Linked DNA regions of Homo sapiens: region 2 is linked to region 1. A link is an interaction called in ENCODE POLR2A ChIA-PET data of the cell type or tissue named here. Cell type or tissue: OCI-LY7. All regions are shown on one strand. Each heading gives the region's core, and the rest is flanking DNA. Links, peaks and the distances in the headings are about the cores only.

What was found. ChIA-PET counts read pairs that join two places held together with the same protein. Peaks named below come from ENCODE experiments on the same cell type or tissue, not always from the same donor. Only the 100,000 strongest peaks of a DNase experiment are listed, where the experiment ranks them.
Region 2: POLR2A ChIA-PET joins it to region 1 with 10 read pairs; 11 of 35 experiments call an interaction of 5 or more read pairs at or near these places.

Annotation. Positions count from the first base shown.
Region 1 is chr15:68,219,636-68,226,786 of GRCh38, forward strand. All of the region lies in intron 1 of CLN6 (CLN6 transmembrane ER protein), which reads right to left. Among named protein-coding and RNA genes, the nearest start is that of CLN6, 6.5 kb to the right of the region's middle. In OCI-LY7, for the core only: no CTCF peak of the experiment used is centred there; a DNase peak (open chromatin) is centred at 5,406; H3K4me3 peaks cover 1,324 bases; H3K27ac peaks cover 1,556 bases.
Region 2 is chr15:68,061,215-68,067,255 of GRCh38, forward strand. The region is part of intron 1 of PIAS1 (protein inhibitor of activated STAT 1); the gene reads left to right. Among named protein-coding and RNA genes, the nearest start is that of PIAS1, 9.9 kb to the left of the region's middle. In OCI-LY7, for the core only: no CTCF peak of the experiment used is centred there; no DNase peak of the experiment used is centred there.

The sequences.
Region 1 (7,151 bases), core at 3,152-7,151:
CAACGCCAACCCAGTCTGGCATAATGGGGCTGGAGCTGTACTCTCCCATCTAGACCCTCGAGAACAGGGGTGACCTTTAAGGTTCTCCCAACTCACCCACCTCCCTATCAGAGTCCAAATCCTCTTTACAGAGTCCCTGCAATTACTTGCACACCTCCAGGGACAAGCAGCCAGCCACATCCTAAGAGGACTGAGGTGTGGGTTTCATCGTCTCGTTTGTGCCAAGAACAGGCGCCATGGACCACAAATCTGTATTCCTCCAGAGTTCTGAGCTCAGGCCCTGGTCCATGCTCAGCAACTACTGGCTGATTAAAACAGTCACAACGACCAGTTACTCCTTTTGTAGTGGCAAACATTAGCTTAGAGGCACTGCAAAGACTGTCTTCTGTCGATACTGCTGTTGCTTCCCTAATTTTCTGAGATCCCTTCCTGCCAGTTCCAAGGATGATCCATACTGGCTGGTAGAGTACCCCAGGACAGGGAGGCAAGCTCTTGGGAGAAATCTCATTTTCTAGTGGCAGGCAAGACAGGTTGGGTAGGCCTTCCCTAGGTCAGCTAAGTCTTCCTGTCCCCTCTACTCGGTATCTTCCACCCCCTCACTGAACACCAACTATGTGCAATGCTAGGTCTTTACCTGCACTATCTCATCTAATCCACGCATCTGCTTTACAGATGAGGATACTGAGGCTTAGAGGGATTAGGTGCTTAGCCAAAGCCACCCGTGTAGTAAGGAGCTGTGGCAACAATTCCTTTTGTCAGCCTATTTCCCACCCACTGCTTCTTCTGGTAAGACATGATATTTTCTTAGCCACAGGAAGGGCCAGTGATCTAGACTGGCCCAGTGGGACTTTTCCAACTGCAGGTGAGGAAAAGAGCTCCTTCCTTTATAGTGCTGGGTTCTAAGGGTGCAAGCCCAGGACTGCCTACAGCCAAGGTTCCACCCTCAAGGGACATCCAGGTAAGAATGAAGTAGCCTCGCAGAGAGGATCAGGGAAAGGGGGAGAAAAAGTGCTGACAGTGTTCATGTTGCCAGTTCATGATCTGGCCATATGAGCCAACACATTCCTTTTTGCTAAGGATGGTGCAGTTCACACTGGCTTTCTGTCACTTGCAACCCAGTCGTCCTGAATAACACACACAATTCAAACCTGGGTTTATGTTAATTCAAGACCTGTGCTCTTAATAGCTTGCTATTCTGTTTTTTTGTTTTGTTTTTTGGAGACAGGGTCACCTAGGCTGGAGTACAGTGGTGTGATCACAGCTCACTGCAGCCTTGGCCTCCCAGGCTCAAGCATTCCTTCCACCTCAGTCTCCTGAGTAACTGGGACCACAGGTGCATGCCACTATGCCCAGCTAATTTTATTTTATTATTATTATTATTATTATTATTATTTTTTGTAGAGATGAGGTCTCACTATGTTGCCCAGGCTGGCCTCAAATTCCTGGGCTCAATAATCAACCCACATCAGCCATCCATAGTGCTGGGATTACAGCTGTGAGCCACCATGTCTGGCCAACAGCTTGCTATTCTGTTTTTGATTACTAGGCTTATCAGGAGATCAGGTTAGAAAGGGATCTCCCTCCCCCCTCCCCCAACCCTCCCCCTCTCCCTCGCTTCTTCCTTCTCCCTCTGTTGCTGAGGCTGGACTGTACTGCCGTGATCTCAGCTCCCTGCAACCTCCCTGCCTCGGGCTCCCGTGATTCTCCTGCCTCGGCCTGCCGAGTGCCTGGGATCGCAGGCACACGCCGCCACACCTGACTGGTTTTTGTATTTTTGGTGGAGACGGGGTTTCGCCGTGTTGACCAGGCTGGTCTCCAGCTCTTGACCTCGAGTGATCTGCCCGCCTCGGCCTCCCGAGGTGCTGGGATTGCAGACGGAGTCTCGCTCACTCAATGCTCAATGTTGCCCAGGCTGGAGTGCAGTGGCGTGATCTCGGCTCGCTACAACCTCCACCTCCCAGCCGCCTGCCTTGGCCTCCAAAAGTGCTAAGATTACAGGCTCTGCCCGGCCGCCACCCCATCTAGGAAGTGAGGAGCGTCTCTGCCTGGCCGCCCATCGTCTGGGATGTGAGGAGCCCCTCTGCCCGGCCACCCCATCTGGGAGGTGAGAAGCGCCTCTGCCCAGCTGCCCATCGTCTGGGATGTGAGGAGCGCCTCTGCCCGGCCGCCCCGTCTGGGAAGTGAGGAGCGCCTCTGCCCAGCTGCCCCGTCTAGGAAGTGAGGAGCGCCTCTGCCTGGCTGCCCATCGTCTGGGATGTGAGGAGCGCCTCTGCCCGGCCGCCCCGTCTGGGAAGTGAGGAGCGCCTCTGCCCAGCTGCCCCGTCTGGGAAGTGAGGAGCCCCTCTGCCCGGCTGCCCTGTCTGGGAGGTGAGAAGCGCCTCTGCCCGGCTGCCCATCGTCTGGGATGTGAGGAGCGCCTCTGCCCGGCCACCCCGTCTGGGAAGTAAGGAGCCCCTCTGCCCGGCCGCCCCGTCTGGGATGTGAGGAGCCCTTCTGCCCGGCCGCCCCGTCTGGGAGGTGAGGAGCCCCTCTGCCCGGCCGCCCCATCTGGGAGGTGAGGAGCACCTCTGCCCAGCCGCCCCGTCTGGGAGGTTAGGAGCCCTTCTGCCTGGCCGCCCCATCTGGGAAGTGAGGAGCACCTCTGCCTGGCCGCCACCCCGTCTAGGAAGTGAGGAGCGCCTCTGCCTGGCTGCCCATCGTCTGTCTGGGAGGTGAGAAGCGCCTCTGCCCGGCCGCCCCGTCTGGGAGGTGAGGAGCGTCTCTGCCCGGCTGCCCATCGTCTGGGATGTGAGGAGCGCCTCTGCCCGGCCGCCCCGTCTGGGAGGTGAGGAGCGCCTCTGCCCGGCCGCCCCGTCTGGGAGGTGTGGAGCACCTCTGCCTGGCCGCCCCGTCTGGGAAGTGAGGAGCGCCTCTGCCCAGCCGCCCCGTCTGGGAAGTGAGAAGTGCCTCTGCCCGGCCGCCCGGTCTGGGAGGTGTACCCAACAGCTCCGAAGAGACAGCGACCATTGAGAATGGGCCATGATGACGATGGCAGTTTTGTCAAAAAGAAAAGGGGGAAATGTGGGGAAAAGAAAGAGAGATCAGATTGTTACTGTGTCTGTGTAGAAAGAAGTAGACATAGGAGACTCCATTTTGTTCTGTACTAAGAAAAATTCTTCTGCCTTGGGATGCTGTTAGTCTATAACCTTACCCCCAACCCCGTGCTCTCTGAAACATGTGCTGTGTCCACTCAGGGTTAAATGGATTAAGGGTGGTGCAAGATGTGCTTTGTTAAACAGATGCTTGAAGGCAGCATGCTCGTTAAGAGTCATCACCACTCCCTAATCTCAAGTACCCAGGGACATAAACACTGAGGAAGGCTGCAGGGTCCTCTGCCTAGGAAAACCAGAGACCTTTGTTCACGTGTTTATCTGCTGACCTTCTCTCCACTATTATCCTATGACCCTGCCACATCCCCCTCTCTGAGAAACACCCAAGAATGATCAATAAATACTGAAAAAAAAAAAGAAAAGGATCAGCGTGGCCTAGGGCAATACACAAAGCTTGCATGAGGGAAGGGAGCCTCAAAGCACGGATGGATGAATCTAACTAGGCAGAAAAGCAGGAAAGCAGGGTAAAGGCCTGGAGGTGGAAGTGAAGAAGGTTCTGCATGGAGCTGAGATGCCTGGCTTACTGGAGCCAGAGAAAGAGAAGGGACGGGCGGCTCGATCTTCAGACTGGACAGATAGCCAGTAACCCTGAGGACTGCTCAGTGGTCTGAGACGAGTGACCAACACAGAGGCCCCACCCAGCTCCTTCCTCAGTAGCCATCAGGGTAAGGCCTCAAAAAGCAGAGAGTGATAACCTCCAGGCCCAGAGAACTTGGGTGGCGAAAGAGGTAACAGCCTTCAGTTTCTTGCTCTGATACCTCCAAACTTGGCAAAAAGTAGGATGTTCGGTACGAGGAATAAAGGGATTTTGGAAGCATGAACACTTAGATGTGTGTATCTGGAAGTTATGTGTACCCAGCATACACTAGAGGCTCAGTGACTACCTCCTCCTCCACCTCAGGAAGCACCTTGGTCAATGAGAATCCCTGTCATTAGTCCAGCCTAACTTAGTAGGACAGGAAAAAAAAAAAAAGAGGGGGGCTGGGCCCAGTGGCTCATGCCTGTACTCCCAGCATTTTGGGAGGCTGAGGTGTACAGATCACCTGAGGTCAGGAGTTCGAGACCAGCCTGGCCAACACAGTGAAACCCTGTCTCTATATAAAAATACTAAATTAGCCAGGCTTGGTGGTGTGCGCCTGTAATCCCAGCTACTTGGGAGGCTGAGGCAGGACAATCACTTAAACCTGGGAGGCGGAGGTTGCAGTGAGCCAGGATCACGCCATTGCACTCCAGCCTGGGCAGTAAGAGTGAAACTGTCTCAAAAAGAAAACAACAACAACAACAACAACAACAAAAAACAACTCTAAAAAATTAAAAATTAAAAATTAAAAATTAACTGGGTATGGTGGCACACATCTGTAGTTCCAGCTACTCAGGAGGCAGAAACAGGATGATCACTTAAGCCTGGGAGGTCAAGGCTGCAGTGAGCTATGACCGTACCACTGCACTTTAGCCTGGGTGACAGAGTAAGACCTTATTGCAAAAAAAAAAAAAAAAAAAAAAAAAGCAGGCACACAGAGTGGACACTCAGCAACCAGCTTGCAAATCAAGATTAGACTGGGCACAGTGGCTCATGCCTGTAATCCCAGCAGTTTGGGAGGGTGAGCTGGGCAGATCACATGAGGCCAGGCATTCAAGACCAGCCTGACCAACATGACGAAACTCCGTCTCTACTAAAAATACAAAAATTAGCCCAGCATGGTGGTGCACACCTGTAATCTCAGCTACTGGGGAGGCTGAGGCATGAGAATTGCTTGAACCTCACAGGCAGAGGTTGCAGTGAGCTGAGATGGCACCACTGCACTGCCTGGGCAATACAAAAAGACTCTGTCTCAAAAAAAAAAAAAAAAAAAAAGATTAATCAGCACCTGCCTGGTTTTCTTCTCCTGGAACTCTGCCCACGGGAGGCAGATCATGGAATGGTAAAGGCATCCTCTCCCCCAGCTCATGTCCTGAGGATGAGCAACCTCAACCCTGTCCCAAGTTCCTGGCTCCACAGACTTAGCACACTGAGCCCCCAGCCTGTGCCAGCTAGGTCTCAATCACTAGCAAATGCTGCTGAAAACAATGGTGATGGCACAATGGCAGATAACCTGAAACAAGGTTAGACTCTTCTCTCCTTCCCAGCTTTCCAAGTCTACCATATGGGGACAATGACACCACGACAGTTGAGGAGTGCATGCCATACACTTAAAATCCTCAAGGCAGTCAGCAGCATCTGCAGGGCTGCCTGGCAGAAAAGGAAGGGGTTTCATCCTGAACAAGTCAAGCGGTAACCCACAAATGGGGACCACAGAGAGACTAATTTTGCTTCTATTTAAAGAATGGTGACATACAAGACAATGAAAAGCTTGAACAGAAAAAAAACTAAGGAAATGAAGGCAAATATAATGAGAGAATAAAGAAAGGCAACTAGAAACTCCAAGAAAAACAAAAGTAACATAAGAAAGCAAATGTAACTGTTAAACATTATTTGGCTCTGTTGGAACAATATTTATTAAATACATGGCTTAAATAACATACACATTTTATATTAATTTTCAATGTTTAGAGTCAATCCACAGATAAAACATGGAAGATAATTACGGTTTTAAAGCAGCAGATAATTATAGTCTACTTTGATAACATGAAAACAGAGGACAGAAATTGTAGGAAGGGGTGAGGAAAGCTAAAGTTTAGGGTAGGGGACTAATATCATCTTTTTATTTTAGTTTTGGAGACAAGGTCTTGCTCTGTCACCCAGGCTGGAGTGCAGTGACACAGTCATGGCTCATTGCAGCCTTGACCTCCCAGGCTCAAGCAATCCTCCCATCTCAGCCTCCTGAGTAGCTGGGACCACAGAAAGGCATGTGCTGTCACACATGGCTAATTTTTAAAATTTTTCCTTTTTTCTAAAAGGAATCAAAGGCTGGGCGCAGTGGCTCATGCCTGTAATCCCAGTACTTTGGGAGGCCAAGGCAGGTGGATCACCTGAGGTCAGGAGTTAGAGACCAGCCTGGCCAACACGGTGAAACGTCATCTCTACTAAAAATACAAAAATTAGATGGGCGTGATGGTGGGCACCTGTAATCCCAGCTACTCGGGAGGCTGAGGCAGAATTGCTTGAACTCTGGAGGTGGAGGTTGCAGTGAGCCAAGATGGCACCACTGCACTCTAGCCTAGGGGACAAGAGTGAAACTCCATCTCAAAAAAAGAATAAAATAAAATAAACCAAGAAATAGCAGTTGAGTGTAGTTTTTAAGAGTGTGGACTTGGCTGGGCGCGGTGGCTCAGGCCTGTAATCCCAGCACTTTGGGAGGCTGAGGCGGGTGAATCACAAAGTCAGAAGTTTGAGACCAGCCTGGCCAACATGGTGAAACGCCGTCTCTACTAAAAATACAAAAAATTAGCTGGGCGTGGTGCCGAGCACCTGTAATCCCAGCTACTTGGGAGGCTGAGGCAGGAGAATCGCTTGAACCCGGGAGGCGGAGATTGCAGTGAGCTGAGATCATGCCACTGCACTCCAGCCTGGGTAACAGTGTGAGACTCCATCTCAAAAAAAAAAAAAAAAAAGAGTCTGGACTTTGGAGACTGTTTGGGTTCATATCCCAGCTCTGCCACTAACCAGATCTTGAGCAAGTCACTTAACTTCTTGGGCCTTAATGTCCTCATTTGTAAAATGGAGATAATAGTAGATCCTATCCCTTTTTTTTCTTTTTTGAGACGGAGTCTCACTCTTGTTGCCCAGGCTGGAGTATAATGGCGCGATCTTGGCCCACCGCAACCTCCGCCTCCTGAGTTCAAGTAATTCTCCTGCCTCAGCCTCCCGAGTAGCTGGGACTACATGCGCATGACACCATGCCTGGCTAATTTTTGTATTTTTAGTAGAGACAGGGTTTCTCCATGTTGGTCAGGCTGGTCTTGAACTCCTGACCTCCTGATCCGCCCATCTCGGCCTCCCAAAGTGCTGGGATTACAGGCATGAGCCACCACACCTGGCCAGTAGATCGTATCTCAAGGGTC
Region 2 (6,041 bases), core at 2,013-6,012, 160 kb before region 1:
GATTTCTTTGAAATAGGCAGTAGAGACAATTTTAAAGTACTTAGTTGTCTTTAACCATCAATTTCAGAAGTAGTATTAATTGCCACTGCACTTTTTGCTAGATGTTTATGACTATATTTCCCCTTCCATGTTAAAAATTGTGCAACTCCTGTTACTTTTGATTCCCTCTACTCTTGGTTTCAGTAGTGTCACATGAAAAGAAAATTCCCTAGAACCCTTCCTTCAGAGTTTTCTGGTAAGTCTTCATTCTTAGCTATGAACTTCTAAAATTCGTCAAAATGAAGAAACCACCTTTTTATTTTTCAGCTTTTCTTTAGATCAAGCAAACAAAACAAACATAAATCCTTTGAATATTAACTAATGATGGAGATATCAGTAACTCTCATAGGACTGTTGTAAACGTTCCTATTTTTGAAAACTTAATCTCTTTTTTACCTTTTTTGCTATTCACTGCTTTCAGTTTACCCGCTTTGGTTGCCGGGTTAATTTCACCAAAACACTCCTTTCATTCTGTCACTCCTATCTATAAAAACTTTGAATGGCTTTCTATCGAAAACTGGATAAAGACTTAGTTCTCAGTCTAGTATTCAAGATTTTCTATTGTCTGGCCCCATTCCACTTTGTGTGTGTGTTTTGTCTCTTCAGCTGTATAGCAAAAGCCCTTAACTTAAAGCCAGAGCTGTTAGTTTGCGTCTTTTTGTTGGCTGGTGTTCTGTTTGTACACCCCCCATTCTCCCATCCCTACCCTGTGGACACAATAGGTGTTTTTAATATACATGTGTCAGATGAACAAATTATGTTTAAGATTTGTTTCTGTCAGAGACTGGGGCCTGATACTCTTGTCTATAAGACAATCTAAATTGAAAATATTTTTAGGGTCATATCTTCGCTCTTTTTTCTTGCTGCTGCTTAGATGAACTTGAATAACATTAAATCCAGAATAATTTATCAAGGGCTGTTTTAGATTTACCTTTTACATTATTTTAAGTTATAGAGATAATAAGTGACTACACTTCTCATTGTAATGATCTAACAGTAAATAGGGTAAAAATGGAAAGACCTCATCATCTTCATTCTTAGAGGGAATCATTTTGGTGTATATCTGTGTATTCTTATTTGGGTGGGCAGGGGGAGGTGACAGCTTTATTGAGATAAAATTAACATATCCCATTACAGTTCACCTCGTTAAAGTGCACAGTCAGGTAGTTTTTGGTATATTCACAAAGTTGTGTAACCATTAACCACAATCAGTTCTAGAATATTTTTTCACCTCGAAAAGCAACCCTACATCCTTTTAGCATCATCCCCTTCCCAAACCTTACCTCACTCTTAGCCCTAGGCGACTGATAATCTATTTTGAGTCTCTGTAGACTTGCCTATTTTGGGCATTTAATATAAATGGAATAAAAATATGTCACTTTTTGTGTCTGGTCTTGTATTCATTTTTTTCTCTGCATGGGCATTTAAATGTGTATGTCTGTATAATATTTTTAATTTATTGTGTGTGTGTATGTCTAGATGAGAACAAAACTAGGCACATAGAAGGAACTTAAGTGAATGTACATGTACATAAATATCTTTTCTAAAACTGTGAGACCATACCATATGTAGCATCCTACAGTTTGCTTTTTTTTACAATAGATAGTGAAGATCTTTCCATGACATGTCCAGACAATGAGATGGTCTCATTCTTTTTAACAGTGTGTAATATTTCCTATGTATGTTTATAGAGATTTACCTCTTGAATTTATCAGTGTATATGGTTAAAAGTTCTTAACAACTTGTTTTGATGGTTTTGCTATACACTACTGGTTTTTTTAAAAAAATAATTGCCACATTTAATGTAACCTCTGTAGTATTAATGCTGGAGTTTCACTTAACAATAGGAATGAAAACATCACAGGTAAGGGTTGTATAGCTTGAGGAGAAATGGAATGCAGGGTCTTTATGCAGTTCTGGCAGTGCTCAGCCAAAGCAATTCATTTTGTATTTGGGTTTCTGAATGTGAGCAAGCCTGTTTTTAAAAAAGCTCATGGCATAGTGCTTAAAATAGAACTTAACATGCTATCTTGTGCTTTATGGTGAATTTTAAGACTTTTTCTTGCAGTCATGCAAGTCTAATCTTAAAGATTGGAAAGATTTCAGAGTAAATATTTTTTCTCATATGTTAAAATCATCATTCTGGTCTATGGGCTTCTGTAAGTTACCCAAGAAGGGGACTGAAGAGGCACAGAACTGGCTCAGAAACTGGCTTATAGTAGATTCTCAGTAATTGTTATTTATTAAAGAATTATTTATCACATTCTGTTATTTATTATATTTTTGGGTATCTGCTGTGTATGAGGTACCAGGTTATTGGTGATTTTAATATATTATCACATATGTGTGTATATTTATTTAAATATTTCTGTTATAGCGGAATGTTTACTAAAAATTATCTTTTTAAAAATTATACAAGTAATGCATCAGTTCTTACAGAGGTTTTCAAAGTCTATTTCTCAGGCCTCTGGTGGTTCCCCGAAGTTTTTCTGAGGGTTCTCCAGGTCAAAATGATTTTCCTAATAATAGGCATTATTTACGTGCTGACATTTGCAAAATCAGTGGTGGGTAAAACTGCCAGCACCTTGGCACAAATTAAGGCATTGGTACTAAATTGTACTAGTAGTTGTGTTCTTCATCACTGTGCACTTGGAATTAAAAAAAAAAATGCCAGTTAAACTTTATGTCCTTGATGAAGCAATAAAACTTACTAATTTTATTGTATCTCAATCCTTGAGTACATTTAAAAATATATTTTGTATGATGAAATGAAAAGTACCTGTAAAACACTTTTATTGAATATCAAATCTGATGGTTAACTCAAGGAAAAGAACTTGTGCAGTTGAGTTGTGAGCTTTTTAAATGGAATACCATTTTTACTTGAAAAAATGGCTGGCAAAGTATGGTTATACAGACTAGGGTATTTGGCATACATTTTCATGAAAATAAACAAAGTGTGCCTGTCACTACAGGGAAAACAACTGACAATATTTGTTACTAATGATAAAATTTAAGCTTTCAAATGAAAATAGAACTTTGGAAGACATGTATTTGCCACTGTGAGCTTGACAGTTTCCCAATACTTGACTTTTTTGATAAGATCAGTGTGATATTAATGAATGTGTTATGTTGAAGTTGCATAGTGAAATATGTCAACATTTGGAAGAACTGCATAACTCAGTGAACTAATATTTTCCAAATAACCAATGCATGATATTACAAAATCATGCCTGGATAAAAAGATCCATTGGAAATGGAAGATAGACCAATGAATTTCAGTTTATCAGAGTGGGAAATATTCATTGATACGGTTTCAGATTCCTGCGTTGCAGCAGCCTTTAAGAACCTGCCATTTGTTGTGTTTTGGTGAAGGATCAAAGAATATCGAAAGTTATCTGAAAAGGCTAGAGCATTTTAATAAAAATACTCTATTTTTTCCCAACTCTATAGAGCTTCATAAGGCTAGATTTCCTTTATATTCTTCATCCAAAACAATCTAATACACAGATTGAATGGAAAAGTAGATGTGAGAATCAAGATGTCTTTATTAAGCTAGATGTTAAAGAGATTTGCAAAAATGTAAAACCATGATAGTCTTCTAATTTTTATTAAAAATATTTTTTAAATATGAGATTTATGTTAACAAGTAATGGATTAATTAATTAATTTGTTTTTTGAGATGGGCTTTGCCATGTCGCCCAGGCTGGTCTCGAAGTCGGGGGCTCCAGTGATCGCCTGCCTCGGCCTCCCAAAGTGTTAGGATTACGGCGTGAGACACCATGCCCAGCTATTATTTTTTTTTAAATGACAAATCTTTTAAAGTTTTCTGCTTTAACTGCAAATACAGTAAATATTGATAGATTTAATCGACATAAAGTTTTTTTGCGGGGGGGATGGTCCTCCACTTTCAAGAGTCCCAAGAGCAAAAACTTTGAAAACTTGATCTTTTTTAAAATTTAAAATTTACAGTACAGCAGTGCCTAATTTAAAATGGGACGATCCCTTTCACCTTCCCACTCATGGTATTTTTTATAACTTAAAAGGAAAAATAAGGCTGGGGGCAGTGGCTCACACCTGTAATTCCAGTGCTTTGGGGGAGACCTAGGCAGGCAGAGTGCTTAAGCTCAGGGGTTCCAGACCAGCCTGGACAACATGGCAAAACCACATCTCTACCAAAAATACAAAAAATTAGCTGGGCATGTTGATGCGCACCTGTGGTTCCAGCTGCTTGGGAGGCTGAAGTGGTAGGATTTTTTGATCCTGGGAGACAGAGGTAGCAGTGAACTGAGATCCACTGCACTCCAACTGGGTGACAGAGTGAGACCCTGTCTCGAGAAAAAAAAAAAAAAAGAAAAAATTTATTTCTAGTGATCTCTTACAAGGCAGTTTGCTAAGCAGAGTTATTTAATTAAATCCTGCATCTCTGTAAGTAATGCTAAACGGTAGTAGCTTGCATTGCACTGAACGAATGTGCTTGAAGTACTTTTTTTTTTTTTTTTTTTTTGGAGACAGGGTCTCCCTCTCTTGCCCAGGCTGGAGTGCAGTGGTATGATCATGGCTCACTGCAGCTTCGAACTCCTGGGCTCAAATGATCCTTCCACCTCAGCCTCCTGAGTAGCTAGGACTTCAGGTGCTTGCCACCATGCTCAGCTGACTAAAAGCTTTTTTTTTTTTTTTTTTTTTTTTTTTTGGAGATAGGGTCTTGCTGTGTTGCCCAGGCTGCTCTCAGACTCATGTGATCCTCATGCCTCAGCCTCCTAAAAGTGTTGGAATTCAAGGTGTTGAGCCACTGCACCTGGCTTGAAGTACTTGTAATCAGTAATGGTGTGGGAAATATATAACTTAATTTTTTCAAGGTTATGTTTTTTCTTTTTTCTTTTTTTTGAGACAGAGTCTCGCTCTGTTGCCCAGGTTGGAGTGCAGTGACATGATCTCGGCTCACCACAACCTCCGCCTCCTGGATTCAAGCAATTCTTCTGCTTCAGCCTCCCGAGTAGGATGCGCACCACTGTGCCCAGCTAATATTTGTGTTTTTAGTAGAGATGGGCTTTCACCATGTTGGCCAGGCTGGTCTTGAACTGCTGACCTCAGATCATCCACCTGCCTCAGCCTCCCAAAGTGCTGGGATTACAGGTGTGAGCCACCATGCCTGGCCTGATTGCTTTTTCTGTAGTAAAATATAAGAATCATATGAATAAATGAAAAATTCCCTAACTTAATATTAGCCAAGAACTTCCTCTCCAGCAGAGCTTAGCTCTTACCAAATATATATGATTGATTTGCATTCTACCTATTTTGTTTTTTTCCTTTCCCTTTTGTGGGATAAACTTGAAACAGGACCTAGAAATTGTAAGACTCTGAATGCTTTTCAGTTTCTTTCTGCATTTCTTTAGAGTGGTGTGTGAAAAACTTCAGCCTCTGTTCCTTAAACATCTTTCCCCAGGGTGTCAAAGTAAGACTGGAAAAGGAATATTTTTGTCCCAGAAGTTATTCTAATATGTGATTTCAAAATCAGGTAGCATCTTAAAGGTTAAAGACCTTTAAAAAAAAAGTATAGTATTTTGTGTCTAATTGAATCATAATCAGGGAAAAGAACATGAATTTTAGAATTGCCATTAGTCTTCACCTCTGAATTTAGATAGTCCCAGGAATGAGATTAATGGTCTTCTAAGTGTGAGTAGGTCTGGTCTGTCCATTTTTTCCCGAGAGGAATTCTATAATCTCTTGTTGAGGCTACTTACCTGGCTGATAATGTTTGGGGAACAAGGCAGGATAAAGGTGTCCCACTTATGAGTATGCAGACTTTGCTTAATCTCCACTTTTAGATTTGTGCCTCACCCTTGATCTTAGTTCCATGCTGGTCTGAGTCTGGAGCCTCTCTGGTTCAGTTGTTCCAGTAATCCTCTGGCCTCTTGTGTTACGAGAGGCTAGTGGGCATGGTAGGGAAGTTGTCTCATGGATATTTAGTTAGAGGAGACCTGAGGGTGTAACCATCCTGTATG